Regions from separate parts of the Mus musculus genome. Here region 1 is linked to region 2. Evidence: chromatin loops called from intact Hi-C (ENCODE). Cell type or tissue: heart. All regions are shown on one strand. Links, peaks and the distances in the headings refer to the core of each region. The heading gives the core; the rest is flanking DNA. Region 1 overlaps Fchsd2 (FCH and double SH3 domains 2). Region 2 holds the start of Fchsd2 (FCH and double SH3 domains 2).

Region 1 (8,333 bases), core at 268-8,267, 94 kb before region 2:
GGGCCAAATTTTGGAACTGCTTCAATAAGAGCAATGTATCAGAGAGACTGCATAAACTCTGAGATTCTCATAAAATGTGATCTTGGCTTTGCCTAACATCTGCTTCTATTCTCTCTCCCCCTACGATTTGTCCCTGAAAACCAACCATAATATTGTAAGAAATCCTAAGAGACAAAAGGAAGCCATGAGCAGAGGCTCTACTTGACAACCATGGAAATCTTAGCCCTAAGGCAGCACCAACCACTAAGTATGTATGTAAGCAAGCCCCCAGATTCAGCTGTTATCCTTTGAACCCACACTGATATGGGGTGGTGCAGAGATAAGTTCTACCTATTGAATTCTAACCAAAGTGCAGATGTGACAGCAAAATAGATGGTGTTACTGTTTCAGGCCACTAAGCTGCAGTGATTTGTTACAGTCACAGAGCAGCATGGTAACTAGGACAAGATCAATAACTAAAAAAATTAATTTTATTCCAAACATTAGCAAAAAATATTGAAAGAAAAGACTAAAATATAACAGCTGATATAACAGTGAATGATATAATTTGGGAATAAACTTAACAAAATATGTGCAAGATCACCAATATAGGTAGTATCATGAAATGATTGAGTGCCTGTGAGCATAGATGAGGCTGATGAATGTGATGTTAGAGCAGAGAAGACAGAATGCTTTCTTTAGTCAGAAACACACAACAGGAACTCATACATGGAATCTATACTGCTGGTTTATTAATGAGGTAGTCTATATAAAGGATTTAACAGCAAACTCTAGCAGATGAGAATTACCCCAACCTATAGCCACCAAGAAAATAAGAAATCAAGAGTGGGATTCAGTCAATATGAAGGGCCTTGGAAACAGATTATTTCCTAGAATATCCAGATAACAGAGCTCAGACAACACCTTAATTCTTGTGAGGACAGAGGCATAAAACCCAGCTAAGTCCACCTGGACTTCTGACTTATGAAACTATGAAATGATAATGATGAATGTAAAAATGTACTACATTCTAATAGGAACCAAATAAAATAACAAAGGAAAACAAAAATAATCTATTAGTTGTGATTATGATAGTTATTGCTAAAACAAGGCCCCCTGTATATTAAAAATAGATTCATTTTTTGTATGTTACCTGTACACTTAAAAACTTATCTGAAAAAGAACTGATTTCTTTAAAGTTCACTCCTAATGGTTTGCTTTTCTGTCTTGGGTTTGGGAAGTTGGGGATCAAATCCCAGCCTGGTAGCTTCCAGGCAAGCACTGTCCCTACACTCCTACCACTCTACACACTACTCTTACAGTTTTATGCATTCTCTGCTCTGTGCCTCTTATTCAGACTCCTAGAGGATATGGAACAGATTACATGTTCTGATTTGCACTTTAAGTTCTATTTAAAAAGTAATCTGGTGGTAGAAACACTTCCCTTTAATACATTCAGGAGGCATGGGTAGGCAAATCTTTTGTGAGTTCCAGGCCAATGGTCTACCTAGCAAGTTCCAGGCCACCCAGGACTATATGGTGAGATTCTGTTTCAAACAAGATAGATAGACTGCCATACCCGGGGATCCATCCCATAATCAGCCTACAAACGCTGACACCATTGCATACACTAGCAAGATTTTGCTGAAAGGACCCTGATATAGCTGTCTTTTGTGAAACTATGCCCGGGTCTAGCAAACACAGAACTGGACGCTCACAGTTAGCTATTGGATGGATCACAGGGTCCCCAATGGAGGAGCTGGAGGAAGTACCAGGGAGCTGGGGGGGATCTGCAGCCCTATAGGTGGAACAACAATATGAACTAACCAGTACCCTCCCAGAGCTCGTGTCTCTAGCTGCATATGTATCAGAAGATGGCCTGGTCGGCCATCAGCGGAAAGAGAGGCCCATTGGTCGTGCAGACCTTATATGCCTCAGTACAGGGGAACGCCAGGGCCAAGAGGTGGGAGTGGGTGGGTGAGGGAGTGGGTGTGGGAGGGTGTGGTGGACTTTTGGGATAGCATTGGAAATGTAAATGAAATAAATACCTAATAATAATAAAAAACCAAGATAGATAGATAGACAGATAGACAGACAGAGCCATCAAAGACCATATTGTGCTGTCAGAATAGTAAAATAGACAAGAAGGAGATGTTCTGGAGGCATCACATATGATTCCATTGTACTAGCAGTATTTCATTTTTGAAGCCATTAAACCATGTGTATTTTTCTTTGAGATCATTCCTAGAGTTAGAATATTACATCATATTTAAAAGTTCTATACCAAAGCTTGAAAACTAAGGCCTGTGTGCCAAATCCAATCCAACATTTATTTCTGGGAATAAAATTTTCTGTACCACTGTAACACTCATCTGTTTGTGACTTGTCAATGGTTAAACCATAACAAGGAAGCGATTTTATTATAAGGTCTAACTAAAACTCTAGAATTACAAGAAAGACATAGTGAACTAAGAAGTAACTGAATATAACCATGGATGTGGTTGTAGAAAAATGGTCAGCAAGGTTGATGACTGTCCTAGTTAGCTTCAGCTGTCAACCTGACACAGCCTGGAGTCATCTAAAGGAGCCTCAATTGAGAGATTGTCTACATTAGATTAGTCTGTGCAGGGAGTCAGAGACCCGGGCAGCAAGTACTCCTCCCATGGGTTCTACTTTGAGTTTCTGCCCTATTTTCCTCAATGATGACCTGGGAATATAAGCCTAATAAATCCTTTCCTCCTCAGGTTGAATGTTTTAACATGGCAAGAGAATCAAACCAAAGCAACAAAGACAGATCAAGTGGCTATGGGAAGAAAATCAGAACTAAGCTTTAAACTGACTAACAGAACATTAAGATGATGGACAAGCACTATGTCTACACTACCCAACACAGTGGCTACATGTGGCTTCTGAGTGCTTGAAATGTGGTTATGGTGACTGAAAAGAGTATTCACATTTATTTCTAATCAAACTGTCACATACACCTAAGGAAAATCAATCTGAGGATATAGTTTTAGAGCCTTACAATCTACATTAACAATACCTGTCAAATGAAATCTAAAATGGATTGTTGAAGAGAATTATGGGAGTTGCTTCCACTTTGGGAAATTTTGACCAAAGAGAAAGAAACATGTGGAGAAGGACAAGGGCAAGACTGCAGATTTGAGAATAATAAAAAGTAAGAAACTGGGCCAAATAATTCATCTTTTAAGAAAGAGGAGGTAAGGCTGGAAAGGCAGAGAGCCAGGTTGAGATCTGGAGGGTTTCATGCTAAGTCATCAGTGAACAAACATGATTTTCATGCTAATTCATGAAGCTAACTAACATAAGTAGACAACAGCTAAGCACAGACATCAGGACTATAACTAAAATAAGTGAGAAAGACTTCTGGGTTGATGGTAAGCAAGAAAAGGGAGGGAACACTAATGCTTTCCCTCTTCATTTGACAAACAATAGCAGCAAAATAGTATGCAGCAGGATGTGGTAGTGCAGACCTGTAATCCCAGCTCTTGGGAGAAGGCATCGATGCTAGACTTATTTACACAGTGAGTATGAGGCTGGTTTGTACCACATGAGAACTTGCCTCACAGAATTAAAAGTTGGGGCTGGAGAGATGGCTCAGTGGTTAAGAGCACTGATGGCTCTTCCAGAGGCCCTGAGTTTAATTCCTAGCAACCACATGGTGGCTCACAACCATCTGTAATGGGATCCAATGCCTTCTTCTGGTGTGTCTGGAGACAGCTACACTGTACTCATATAAATAAAATAAATAAATCTTTTTTTAAAAAGTTGTTTATCTTTTATTCTTTTGCCCAATTACCAGCCAGGACACATCTATTTAACTTTTACTGGAGATCAACATATTTTAAAAATAAAACTTCAAGATTATTAAACTTTTAAAGTCTTCTACTAGGTCAATATTTGTTATACTTTCTACTTTGATCCACTTCCTCTTCACCACAAAGAAAATACTCCTCAAGCGTCTAAAAAGAAAAAAAAAAAGAGTATGTATATTGCATAAGAACATGCTATAAAAAGGAACACAAAAGGGGGCAAGCTGCCTCACCTCTCAGCCAACTGAGCTGCTTTCTGTAGATAAGATGAGATCAGTGATCTAATTTCCAGAGTCTATCAATAGGGGTTTTTTTTAGTTTAATTAAAGTTAAAAACAAACAAACCAAGCGAGCAAGCAAGCAAGCACCCGCCCACCCTGCTCAATGTTCCACAGATCCAGAGTGAGATGTGCAGAAGCTGTTCTCGTCAGTACTGGCATAAGGAATAAAACTATTCCCCAAGAACACATCTAAATAGTTACATATCAACATGGCCTTATCCTACAGAGTAATTAACATGGGATGTTTGATCATTTTAGTTTACAGTTTGCTCAGAAACCAGGACATTAACAGCACGCTACTGTTTATAATAGTAATACTATTTATTATAGTAACTTTTACTATTAAGGAGATTCTAAAGCATGGGGTAAAACCACAGAAGGTTACTAGACAATAATACCTGCTATGATATCAGAGACTTTGATTTACTTCCTTGCTAGATATTAACCACACCTCACTGAACCTTTTATATCTGATCAATTAAACAAGCATTTCAGTATTAGGAAAAATATTAGAAAGTAAATTTCAATATTAGGAAAAAATATTAGAAAGTAAAGCATTTAAAAAGACTTTTTACTGATTCTTTGTGAATTTTACATCATGCATCCCACAATCCCATTCATCCCCCATCCCCCCTTGCAACTTCCACCAAAAAAAGAAAAAGGTAAAAACAGGGGGAAAAAGTCTTTCCATGGAAGCTGTTGCATGTCATGTGTCACACAGTATATTCTTTGTCCAAACAGCTTTATTTGCAAATATTATTGCAATAAGTCTTTGGTCTGGATTGAAAAAACTGGTTTCTGCTACATTATCAATACTGGATCCTCACTAGAACTCCTCTTGGTTATCCTGTTATTGCCCTGTCATGGAAGTCCTGCAGCTTTGGATCTGCAGAATCAGCCCTTCATGCACTCCAACAGTTCATAGATGAGATGGATATCGGAGTAGGCCAACTCAGAGCCCAGGATCAGCTTATCCACTCTCCTGCACCTGTGCCACCAGGGCCAGCTCCTGAGTGTGGTGACCAGCGAAGTCAGGTCCAGCTCAATAGTGCTCAGACCACAACATGACCTTAAGCAGCACCTCAGACCAGGGACATTTGAATTGCCTTTGGTGGTAACACGGGCCTCAGACATCAACACAGTCTCTTTTTGCATCAGGATCACATACCCAGACATGGCCCGCAGTGGCAACATGGGCCCAGATGTCATCATGGCCTCAGGTGGCAGAACAGGCCACTCAGATCAGTATGCTCCCTGGTAGCAACACAGGTGTCAGACATTCATGTGATCTCAGATGGCAGCCCAGACCACTGACATCTGCAAGGCCTTGTGTGGTAATTCAAACCATGGACATCAACATAGATCCCAGCTGCAACAGGACCACAGAGCCAGACACAGCCCTCAGTGGCAGCCTGGGCCAGGATGTCACCATGGCCTCAGGTGGCAGCCATTCAGATCAGTGTTGTCCTCCATCTCCTGCATTACAGCTATGGACATCAACATGGTCTCAGGCAGCAGCCCAGACCACTGACATCCAGACGGCCACATAGGACACAGATATCAGCACAGGCTGTGGCTATCGTAGTGGATACAGACATGGCAGCAGCCTGGCTGGACCTCTCCATGGCTTCACTCCTTATATCTGCCTGCTCTTCACCACCATCTATCCTCAGTTCCACCTCTCTCCATAGTGCACACGATGCTCGGCTTCGCTCTTTCTTCCATCTCTCCACTGGGTACTCCCTATTTTCTACCTCCCTGTCACGTATCTGCTCATTGTAGTGACACCCACTGATTAAGATCTTTTTTAAAAAAGACATTATTTTATTCATGTTTATGTGTACACGCACTTGTTTGCCTATACATGCACAAAATGCATGCAGGGGTTTGCAAGTACCAGAAGAGTGCACTGAGTACTCTGGAATTGAAGTAATAGGCAGCTGTGAGTCACTGTAGGTAACCAAACCCAGAAGAGAAGCAAGTGACCTTAACTGTTAAGCCCTTTTTCTAGCCTAAGGATTAAGATCTATAAGGTTGAATGAAAAGTGTCCCATTTGCTTTTGCATCTTCCACAATTTAGATCAGTAGCTACCACACTATGACTATTAATTGCATATGACTAAGTAAATGAATAAATCCCCTGCTTCTAAGGCACCCATTCACACATGTGTGCTTGTTTGGTTATGGTTTTGTAGATTCAGTATGTGTAGCTCAGGTTGGCCTTGAACTCACTATATATACAAAGATGGCTTCAAACCATCCTTGGGATCCTCCTGACTTGGCCTCTCAAGTGCTGGAATTAGTTATATAACACCATCCCTGTCTTACTACACACACACACACACACACACACACACACACACCCCCCAAAACCCACACAACTCCAGATCCTAACTGGGACCATATAATTACATTTACCAAAAAAAAAAAAAAAAAAAAAAGAGAGAGAGAGACATTTCCCTTTCAAAACAGTGTATAAGTATTACTGTGAATTCAATGATAGAAATTTATTGGTAGCTAAAAACATGATTAGTTTGAGTTTTCCAATTATGCAGGTCATAGAATAAGCATGAGGAAGAAAATGGGGGTTTTGTTTCTTTGTTTGTTTTTTTATTTTTTATTGAGACAGGGTCTACCTGTATAGGCCTAGTTCTCCTAGAACTTGTTATATAGATCAGGATGGGATTAAAGACATGCACAAACTACCACACCTGGAAAAATCAATTTATACATAGCATTTAAAAAGAACAACAACAAAAAAAGAATCCCGTCTTCATTTGAAGCAGTTCCATGCCTCAGTAAACAATCTACTTAATGTTGATAAAATACATATGGAGACTTCAAAGTTAAGCTCAAGGATAACTAATCATCAGATGGCTGATCAAGCCCATTAACTCCAGTTTTTAAAAATATACACAGGGGAAGATACATTCAGGTTGAGTGTAAAATCCCTGATTCAATTATCTGAAATCCAAAATACTCCAAATTCTGAAGCACTTCTGATACCAAGCATTTCAGACAAAAAAATATTCAATTTGTAGTTATCCAGTCTGGTCTAACAGTAGATACATATAGGATATATGGGCTCACTACTTTTAATTACAACCTATACTAAAGACTTATCCTCAACAAACACATTGTCTGAAATTGCAAATAGTATTCTCTAGAGAAACCACATTAGAATAGGAGTTTGCAGTTGGCCCTTGTAAGTTTGTAGCACTATGTAACACCTCGTAGGGCCTAAAACAGCTAAAAGTCTGGCTCTAATACATTTGGCGGTGAGGGTAAGCAGAACTCTCATCAGGCTGCTCTCATTATTATAACTTGCATTCTGATCATCTGCAGTCACATAGTCAGATAGTTGGGGTGGAAAGGGAATTCTAATCAATAAACAAACAAGAAAAAATTGCAATATGTTATTTTTTAGTTCAGTGACTTCCTCCAACACCTGTTTTCCCCCTGAAGCTCCCAGGAAGTGCATTGCCTCTACTTTCAAAGAATGAACTTGTTTATGGACAAAGTTGATCTCTTTCCCAGAGCTAGAGGAAAGAAGGCCTGTGCCAACTGCAGCCCCACTCTTAACTGCTGATCTCTTAGCAAACAATTCAACATAGCAGGATTTGCTGCACAGTCATAAGAATCCTTCAACCGAGGCCAGGTGGTGGTGGTGGTGGCGCACACCTTTAATTCCAGCACTCACGAGGCAAATGCAGGAAGATCTCTGAGTACTAGGCCAGCCTGGTCTACAGTGAGTTCAGAACAGCCAGGACTACACAGAGAAACCCTGGCTCAAAACAAATCAAAAACAAAAACAACATAAGAATTATACATCTGAAAAGGGTATGTTTAAAATACAAAAGAAAAAGTAACTTAATGTTTAAAAAAGTGGGCATTAGGTTTAAATGCTTCTCTGCTCTTCTGTTCCCTTTCCTTCACAGTCAAAGTGAAAAATATGGAGAGCACAGCTGGAGAACAACTGAAATGGAGTTTGGGGAAACAAGTATACAGTCCAATCTAGCTACATTGCACAGGAATACTCAAGAGTACACACATCTTCAAATAACTACTAGATATTTTCTTTTGTTTGTCCAATAGATACCTCAAATCACATATCAATATATAATTTTAAGATAAAATTATGAAAAAATTAAATCTAAATTAAAAATAATAGAAAACATAGTTGATAGTCAAAATTATGATTAATAAAGAATTTTGTTTGCTGGGCATGGTGGTGCATGCC
Region 2 (8,333 bases), core at 121-8,120:
TTCGAGACAGGCTTTCTCTGTGTAGCCCTGGCTGTCCTGGAACTCACTTTGTAGACCAGGCTGGCCTCGAACTCAGAAATCCGCCTGCCTCTGCCTCCCGAGTGCTGGGATTAAAAGCGTGTGCCAGCACGCCAGCATATGCCTTAGAAATCCTACAAAGACAGTTGCATAGAAGAAATGCTCAAGACAAAAAGGTCTAAAGTAAGCATTTGGGGGGGGGGATAAACTCTTTAAAATGCTTAGTTATCTAAAACATACATAATTTTATCCTAACATTGCATGATAATGTTTTTCATAAAACATTATGCTGGAACACTCTGGGGAAAATTGCCAACTAATGGTTTACAGACTTAATTCCAATTTGATAACTATTATATAAGTAAGAATTGGTTGGACCTGCTCTATTTGAATATGCAAATCATCTTTTATCCTTTACAAAAATATTTGTTGAACTGTCAGTTTGTACTACAGGATTGTTAAATAAGCGGCAGGCCAAGTGTGGTGGTGCATGCCTTGAGTCCCAGCACCTGGAGGCAGAGGGAGGAGAATCTCTGTGAGTTCCAGGCTAGCCAGGACTACAACAGAAAGATCCTGTCCCAAGAAGGAATGAAGGGAGGGAGGGAGGGAGGGAGGGAGGGAGGGAGGGAGGGAGGGAGGGAGGGAGGGAGGGAGGGAACGAACTTCCTTTAAGAAAATAATCCCAGGGAACAAAACACCCATGGAAGGAGTTACAAAGACAAAGTTTGGAGCTGAGATGAAAGGATGGACCATGTAGAGACTGCCATATCCAGGGATCCACCCCATAATCAGCATCCAAACGCTGACACCATTGCATATACTAGCAAGATTTTATCGAAAGGACCCAGATGTAGCTGTCTCTTGTGAGACTATGCCGGGGCCTAGCAAACACAGAAGTGGATGCTCACAGTCAGCTAATGGATGGATCACAGGGCTCCCAATGGAGGAGCTAGAGAAAGTACCCAAGGAGCTAAAGGGATCTGCAACCCTATAGATGGAACAACATTATGAACTAACCAGTACCCCGGAGCTCTTGACTCTAGCTGCATATGTATCAAAAGATGGCCTAGTCGGCCATCACTGGAAAGAGAGGCACATTGGACACGCAAACCTTATATGCCCCAGTACAGGGGAACGCCAGGGCCAAAAAGGGGGAGTGGGTGGGTAGGGGAGTGGGGGTGGGTGGGTATGGGGGACTTTTGGTATAGCATTGGAAATGTAAATGAGCTAAATACCTAATAAAAAATGGAAAAAAAAAAAAAAAGAAAATAATCCCAGCCTGGCGTGGTGGTACACATCTTTAATCCCAGCATTTGGGAGGCAGAGGCAGGCGGATTTCTGAGTTCAAAGCCAGCCTGGTCTACAAAGTGAGTTCCAGGGCAGCCAGGGCTACAGAGAAACCCTGTCTCAAAAAAACAAAAAAAAAAAGAAAATAATCCCAACTGAGTAGTGACAGCTCACATCTTTAGTCTCAGTGAGCTTGTGAGGCAGAGGCAGCTAGATCTGAGTTGAAAGCCAGCCTGGTCTGCAGATTATGTTCCAAGACAATCAAGGTTACACAGAGAAACCCTGCCTCAAAAAAACAAAATATAAAAAGAAAGAAAGCAATTCCTACTTTCTACTCATGTTTTACAGTACCTTTGGATTTTTGATTTTTTTGTTTGTTTGTTTGTTTTGTTTTTTGGAAACAGGGTTTCCTTGTATAGCCCAGGCTGTCCCAGAACTTAAGCTCCTATCTCAGCCTCCAGAGCACTGGGATTACTGGGATTCCAGATACATGCCACCATGTCCATCTTACTACCCTGTTATAACATTCATTCTCACAATGTTAGTGCAAGACCTTAGCTATTAAATTCAGAGTTTCCCGTTATGAATATAGGTAGCTTTAGTTAAAACATGACATATCATTCTCACTGAATTGCACATTCAAACACAAAGTAATACTTGCCAAATAGTGCTAGTATAGCTTCATCTGGGGTGACTGGCTCATCCCAGATATTAACCACTAACCACAAGTGTCAGCTTTAAAATGTTAGAATTGTTAAAGCCAATAAATAACTTGCAACTCAGTGAAAAGATGTAAGAATTTCCAGTTGAGTGATTACAAACTAACTGATAGACTCTTTTTTGAGACAGGGTTTCTCTGTGTATCCCTGGCTGTCCTGGAACTCACTTTGTAGACCAGGCTGGCCTGGAACTCAGAAATCTGCCTGCCTCTGCCTCCCGAGTGCTGGAATTAAAGGCATAAGCCACCATGCCCAGCTCTAACAGATAAGACTCTTAAGGCCCTCATTTTTCTACAGTGTGTGTACGTCGAATTTAAACTGTGTTAGTTCCTGTTCTAACTTCCAGCTGAGTCGAAATTCTACAGCCTGAAAGCAGGAAATCCAAAAGGAAATTCCATCATCAGATCCTAGGGCTTGGCCACTCAAGGGTTCTGGGCAGCAGATACAGAAGTTCTCCAGCTCCTACTATAATCTTACCTCATGTCTTCAAGTAAGTCACATTCTGCCTGATGTTTGGCTTGAAGTTTTGTCATCTGCTCACCTTGAATGTTTCTCAGCTCTTGTGTAACTTTCACCTAAAACACAGTATGTATTTATGAAGGCTTTTACTACAATTTGAAGGAAAAAAATTACTTAAAGAAGACACTATTTGTTAGAATGTATACTTCTAGTTTTCCTATCCCCAAAGACCAAAAAGTTCGTATTTCCCATCCAATTTTATTACTTAACTAAGTTTAATGAAAAAAACTAGCCAGGGAATGTAAGACAGGGGCTGAATAAAAATTCACAAATACAAAAAAAAAATTTGCAGTTTAAAGGGGTGCAAACTGTCATTCTGCTTTCTCTTGCTTCCCAAAGATTCAGACATTAACCACAGGAGCAGGGAGCACAGATGAGTGTACCTAATACCTAGCGACCAAAATGTACACAATCATGAAATAATATTCACGAATAAACTACATAAAATATTCCGTAATGGCTGCAAGAAAGCACACAGTCTCAGAATGATGCCCTCCACTCTGACAGCACATCAAATCATAATCTCTTTCTCACAAAGGAGAATGCAAAAGTGACCTTCCAGCATATGCAGGGCTTTTAAACTAACCCAGCAAGCCAGGCCGGGTGGCAGCCCACTTCAAACAGAGAGAACCGCCAAAGCCAGCTGGCTGGAGCCATCCTCGCCAGGCCGGACCCTGGGATTTCAATTGGTGTGTGATCGTGGTGGAATCCCGACCACCAGAGCAAAGCTACATGGAGAGGTGGGGTACACGTGCAGGGGGAAAGGGGGAGGATCAGTAACTGGGCAAAAAAATCAGATTAAGAAGAGAAAAGAAAGGGAAGCATAGATGATGAGTTACTCATAAGGCAAATGTTTGCCCACAAGGGAAGGATGTAACTGTCTCTACCCACTGCTCAGAGTAGATACCTAGTATCCATCTGAAAGATTTAAAAAGGCAAGGACACAGCCTTGGCAGTGCGGAAAGGTGTAGAAGGGAGCAGCCGAGTTGCTGGCAGCCCCAGAGCACCGTCACTGCCACCCAGGCCATCCAAACCCCAACCGTAGTGCTCAAACCATGCAACGCCAGGTTCTGGATTTCGTACTGGAAGCTCTGCTGTTTTCCTGGCCCCCTAGCCCGAGGCGGGGCAAAAGGGATGGGGGGTGGGGGTTAAGCAGGACCCGTCAATCCTTAATTTGCTTTCCCTTGGGGTGGGAGGGCGGAGACCGTTCCAACTTCTTTTCCGCAGCCCCGTGGGGGGAAAAAAAGGCCAAATCTTGAGGCGAGACTTGAAACAAATCCCCCCGCGAATTTGCCAATGGGTGGAGTGTCGACAAGCGACTGGAGGGCTCGAACCTGGCGCAGACTAAACAATCCGTCACGCACAAGGCTCTGCAAATCTGCAGGGGCTCCCCCGCCTCTCCCCCATACAGCTCTGAGAATGCACTTTGCTCTGGGCAGCACTGCCATGCAGACAGACACACACATGCATGCCCGAAAGAAAAAAAAAAAAAAAAAAAACTCCAGCGAGTGTCTCGGGGGGAGGGAGGTGTCCTCCCTAGTACTGAGGAGCACTGGCCGCCCCTCCGTCAGAAAGACACCCCGTACACGCGACCCCCTGCTTGGGGCGGGCGGCAACTCTGACAAGCCAAGAAGCTAGAGTGGTCACGGTCCCTTGCGGGAAGGGGGAGGGGGCGCAGCGGTCGCCCCAGCCGCGTTCTTTGTACGCACCGCCACCCCCCAAATCTCCAAAGCCCCCCGCCAGCTGCGCCCTTACCTTCCTCGGCGGCGGCTGCATGATGCTGAAGGGACATCAATCCTCCGCCCACCCCTGACGGCGGCGTTTAAAGGACTGTGAGGGTGAGGAGGGTTGGAGAAAATGGGGCGGCCCAGCAAGCCAGGGCGCGCGCTTGTGTGTGTGTGAAAGGAGAGCCTGGGAAGGAGAAGGAAGAGGAATCGGCCCGGAGGCTGCGAGGCAGGCGAGCGGCAGGAGCAGCCGGGTCGCAGCGAGTGTGGAGAGAAGGAGGAGCGCCGGGAAGGCCTGGGGCCCGGGCGGCCCGGGGGGTGTGTGAGGGAAGGAGGCGGAGACGGCCAGGGGGCGGGGGCCGCCGGGGGGGGGGGGCTCGCGGCTCGCCGGGCGGCTGAGGAGGAGCGGCCGCGTCGTCCGCGCTCGCCGCCTGCCGCGGCCCGGCTGCAGCTGGCTGACGCGGCGGCCCCCCACCCACTCGGGCAGCCCGGCCCTCGCGGTGCCCAACGCCCCCGCCCGGCCCGGGAAGGAGGAAGGCGGCGCCACGCTCCCCTGTTAGAGCTCCGCCAACCACTCAGGCCGCGGGAATTTCCGGCCCCTGGCGCGCGCCACAGCGCCCCGCTCCGGCTGCAGAGGGGATGCGCTCCCGGCCACACCGCCTGCTTCAGAGTGGAGGGGGGGAGGTTAGCCAGGCCGCGCCACGGGGCTCCGGATCTCGGTGTGAGAAAGGGGGAAACTTCACGGATTGTTCGGCCGAGGGGAACGGTGGGGACGGGAACGGGACTCGAGAACTACCCCAGTTCTCTCCGACGATGGAACGTTCCGGACGCTTCCCGTCCTCCCTCCCCCCACACCGAGCAGGCAGCTGGGGGCTTCCCGCGCGCCTTCCCGCCAGCCCGCTGGGGCGCGCGACTCCTCCGGGAGCGCGCACGTGGGAGGGAGAGGACTCTGCTCCGACGCACGCGCACAGGCCGCCCCCGCCTCCCGCCTGCATCTGCGGCTGCACAGTTTGTGTGGGAATTTGGCAGGAGTCGAGGGGGGCTAGGCTCATAGTGGGATTGTTTGCAATAAGGAAGGAGGTACCTAAGAGGATTCGGGATTTTGCTTTCTCTCAGTCCCTCAGCGTACCCTCCCTCCTAGTCAGCTAAACGTGCACTGAGAAATTTAGCATGAACAAGTCCTTTTACAACTAGCCGCAGGTGCCAGACCTATGCCATTGGAGGACAGGTGAAATAACCTAAAATTGCCAGGCAAAGGAATGGATGCCCTATTCCAGAGTACTTAGCCAGACCTCGTGGAGTCAACTGAGGAAAAGAATGAAAATCTCTTGAATCGGTCACTCCCATATCACAGATAGGAAGGCTGGTGTCCGCAGAGAATTGGAGCCATTCTCAAGGTCACATGGCATGCCTAGAATCCCAAGGGCTGAGTGTGAGGAGGGGTATCTTGCTTGGTGTTAGGGCGCATGCCTAGCAGCCAGAGAGGCCCTGAGTTCATCACTAGCATGGCAGAGGAAAGGATTAGGTGAGATTAAGAACCATAGGGAGACAGCAAGGGCCATGGAGGAAGCCTCTGAAGGAAGCCCTTGTCTGGAAGGGAGGACTTCTAGGTCAACTCACTTTGCCTGTCCTGAACTACTTGAATAAACTCAACCTCATCTGGCAATGACAATGCTCTTTCTCCTCAGGGTCCTATCAGGCACCTTCTCACTCTGTCCAGACCACCCAAGGAGTATCAGGCTCCCTTTGGGTTGCTTGGAATAGTAGAAAACCTTCTTCCTCGTTCCTAGGCACTATTTTTGAGCCACAGCTCCACAGGCAGCCACAGTGTGAGCTGGATCTCCCCCCTCCCCCACTTCATTCAGTACTTGCAGTCCCAGATAGCTGTTCTCAGAAACTCAGTTCAGGCCAAAAAGGAAGTCCATGAGACTGGACTAGACCAGGATGACTTACTTACCAGATAACCTACTGGCTCTGTGACCAGAAGATGAACTCCTACCCAGGTGTTTTATGTTGAGTTAACCTACATGCTAACAGATGAGATGAGGAGTCAAGAGTTGAGAGCTGTGTATAAATTACAAAGCCTACTCTACTGTTTCTGGTTTCCTTGAAGCCATCCATTTGCCACCAGTGTCCTCATTCAGATCAAGGAAGGCCTGGGGCAAGGGAAGAGTGGATGGGAACCCAGAGTCCTGACCTCCTCTGAAGCACAACCACTAGAGGTCGGGAGGTGGCCCTATTCTCAGCCTCACCACTGTCAGATGGTCAATACTGAACAAACATTCACTGATTCCTTCATTGGTAAAATATTTGCTGCCACCCTGCTTTATGTGAAGCTTACACCAAACACTAGGGTATGGAAGTGAGCAAGGCAGATTCACCCGCAGTCCCAGACTATTGAGTGGAAAAGCTAGGATAACAGCACCTGCCCAGATGGCCTGCATGCAGCAGGTGCCTGATCAAGGGTTTCCAAATTCTAGTCCTGGGCATAGCTGCTCTGTCTCGGGGATTATCCTGCCTCACGTCCTTGGAAGTGAATACTGAGGATATACAGTTTCTGAATGTTGGAAGATTTGGGATCTCCTAGACCACTGATCTGCTGTGCACTCAGTGGATATTGGAGCTCATCTAGAGCATACGGTAAATGATACTGTGCATGGTCTCAAACATCTACTAATGTAATCCAAGCCCTTGGGATCATGAGTTTGAGGCAGCCCAAATTGTCTACAGAGACCCAATAGATAGATAGATAGATAGATAGATAGATAGATAGATAGATAGATAGATAGATAGGACAGAAAGAAGGTGGGGCTGGAGAGAGGGGTCAGCAGTTAAAAGCACTTATTGCTCTTGCAAAGGACTAAGGTTTAATTCCCAGCATAACCACTCACAACTGACTGTAACTCTAGGCCCACAGGATCCAATGCCATGTTCTGGTCTCTGCAAGCCCCAGGCTTGCATCTAATCACACACATACATGGAGGCAAAACACTTGTACACAAAAACTAGTAAATCTTTTTAAGTTTTTTTAATTTGCAGTGTGCCTTTTCAAATCCTAAACTTTCTTATGGTTTCTTCAAGCTAATGTTTACAGTAACCTTATGACATATTATTTTCTTCATTTCTACAGTAAGAACCCTAAGACCCACAAGAGATAGGTCATTTGCCCTTCTCATGCTTCCAAGTTCACCCTGCATACGGCCCCAGGGTGAATGAAAAGGGGGGAAAGGAGGTAGCAGGCTGAGCACCATCTTTAATCTCTCCATTTACTGACTGCAGGTACAATGTGCCTGAGCACCTTGTGCTGCCACTGACGTGGCTTCCATGGTGATCCGCATCCTCTTAAGGCATAAGCCAAGAGAAACCCTTCTTTGCTCAAGTTGCTGCTCTCAGATGTCACATTACAAAACCAAAATGGTGACTAATGTCACCAGGAATAAAGCAGCAGACTTGGAAGCATAAAATATAGGACGGAGCAAGGGATTTCTGTGATCTCTGGAAACTTGACTTAAGTGTCCCTCTTCCAGAGAGTATGGGGACTTGAAGAGTTTTGCTTCTGTCATAGTAGTAAGCACACTGCTAGCAGAAAGATCTCTTAGATTATTGAAGGGAAATCTGCAGAGCAGCATGCTCTGTGCCTTCAAAGACAGAATTAGCAAATCTTTTCAGGTCTCAGGAAGGTTTTCCAGGCAGATCAATCCATGGAGGAAGCGAGCATTTCCATCCCGAGGCTGTGTAACAGGTAACTGGCCCCTTTCCATCAAAGAGACCACATATGGGATCCTGACTCTGGAAAGATACCAAGAGTGAGCATTTGTACCTACCTCCATGCTTCGGGCATGGAAATGAGCATGCTTTTTACATTGTTTTTTGCTCTCACAACATCTCCTTATAGTACATACAACCCCATTTTCACACACTGAGACTCAAACATAAACTATCCAGAGGCTCAAGAACTATCCAGAGGCACCGAACTGATAAAAGAACCAGCCTTGGTGTATGGATCCTTCTGACTTTGAAGCAATACTAATAAGCACCTGAAGGGATGATTAAAGTCAGAGCCAGG

Evidence for each region. Peaks named below come from ENCODE experiments on the same cell type or tissue, not always from the same donor. Only the 100,000 strongest peaks of a DNase experiment are listed, where the experiment ranks them.
Region 1: a loop joins it to region 2, with 2.3 times the contacts of the local background. A loop is called at or near these places in 4 of 42 quality-filtered maps.

Annotation. Positions count from the first base shown.
Region 1 is chr7:101,199,350-101,207,682 of GRCm38, reverse strand. All of the region lies in intron 8 of Fchsd2 (FCH and double SH3 domains 2), which reads right to left. Among named protein-coding and RNA genes, the nearest start is that of Gm50587, 55 kb to the left of the region's middle. In heart, for the core only: a CTCF peak has its summit at 3,668 (motif pointing left); no DNase peak of the experiment used is centred there.
Region 2 is chr7:101,105,005-101,113,337 of GRCm38, reverse strand. It overlaps Fchsd2 (FCH and double SH3 domains 2), which reads right to left and starts at 4,563. Exons shown (of 20, transcript NM_001146010.1): 1 at 4,299-4,563; 2 at 2,502-2,599. The coding sequence starts at 4,319. In heart, for the core only: CTCF peaks have their summits at 4,903 and 6,473 (motif pointing right); DNase peaks (open chromatin) are centred at 3,617, 4,927, 5,727, 6,047 and 1 weaker place; H3K4me3 peaks cover 3,510 bases; H3K27ac peaks cover 3,205 bases.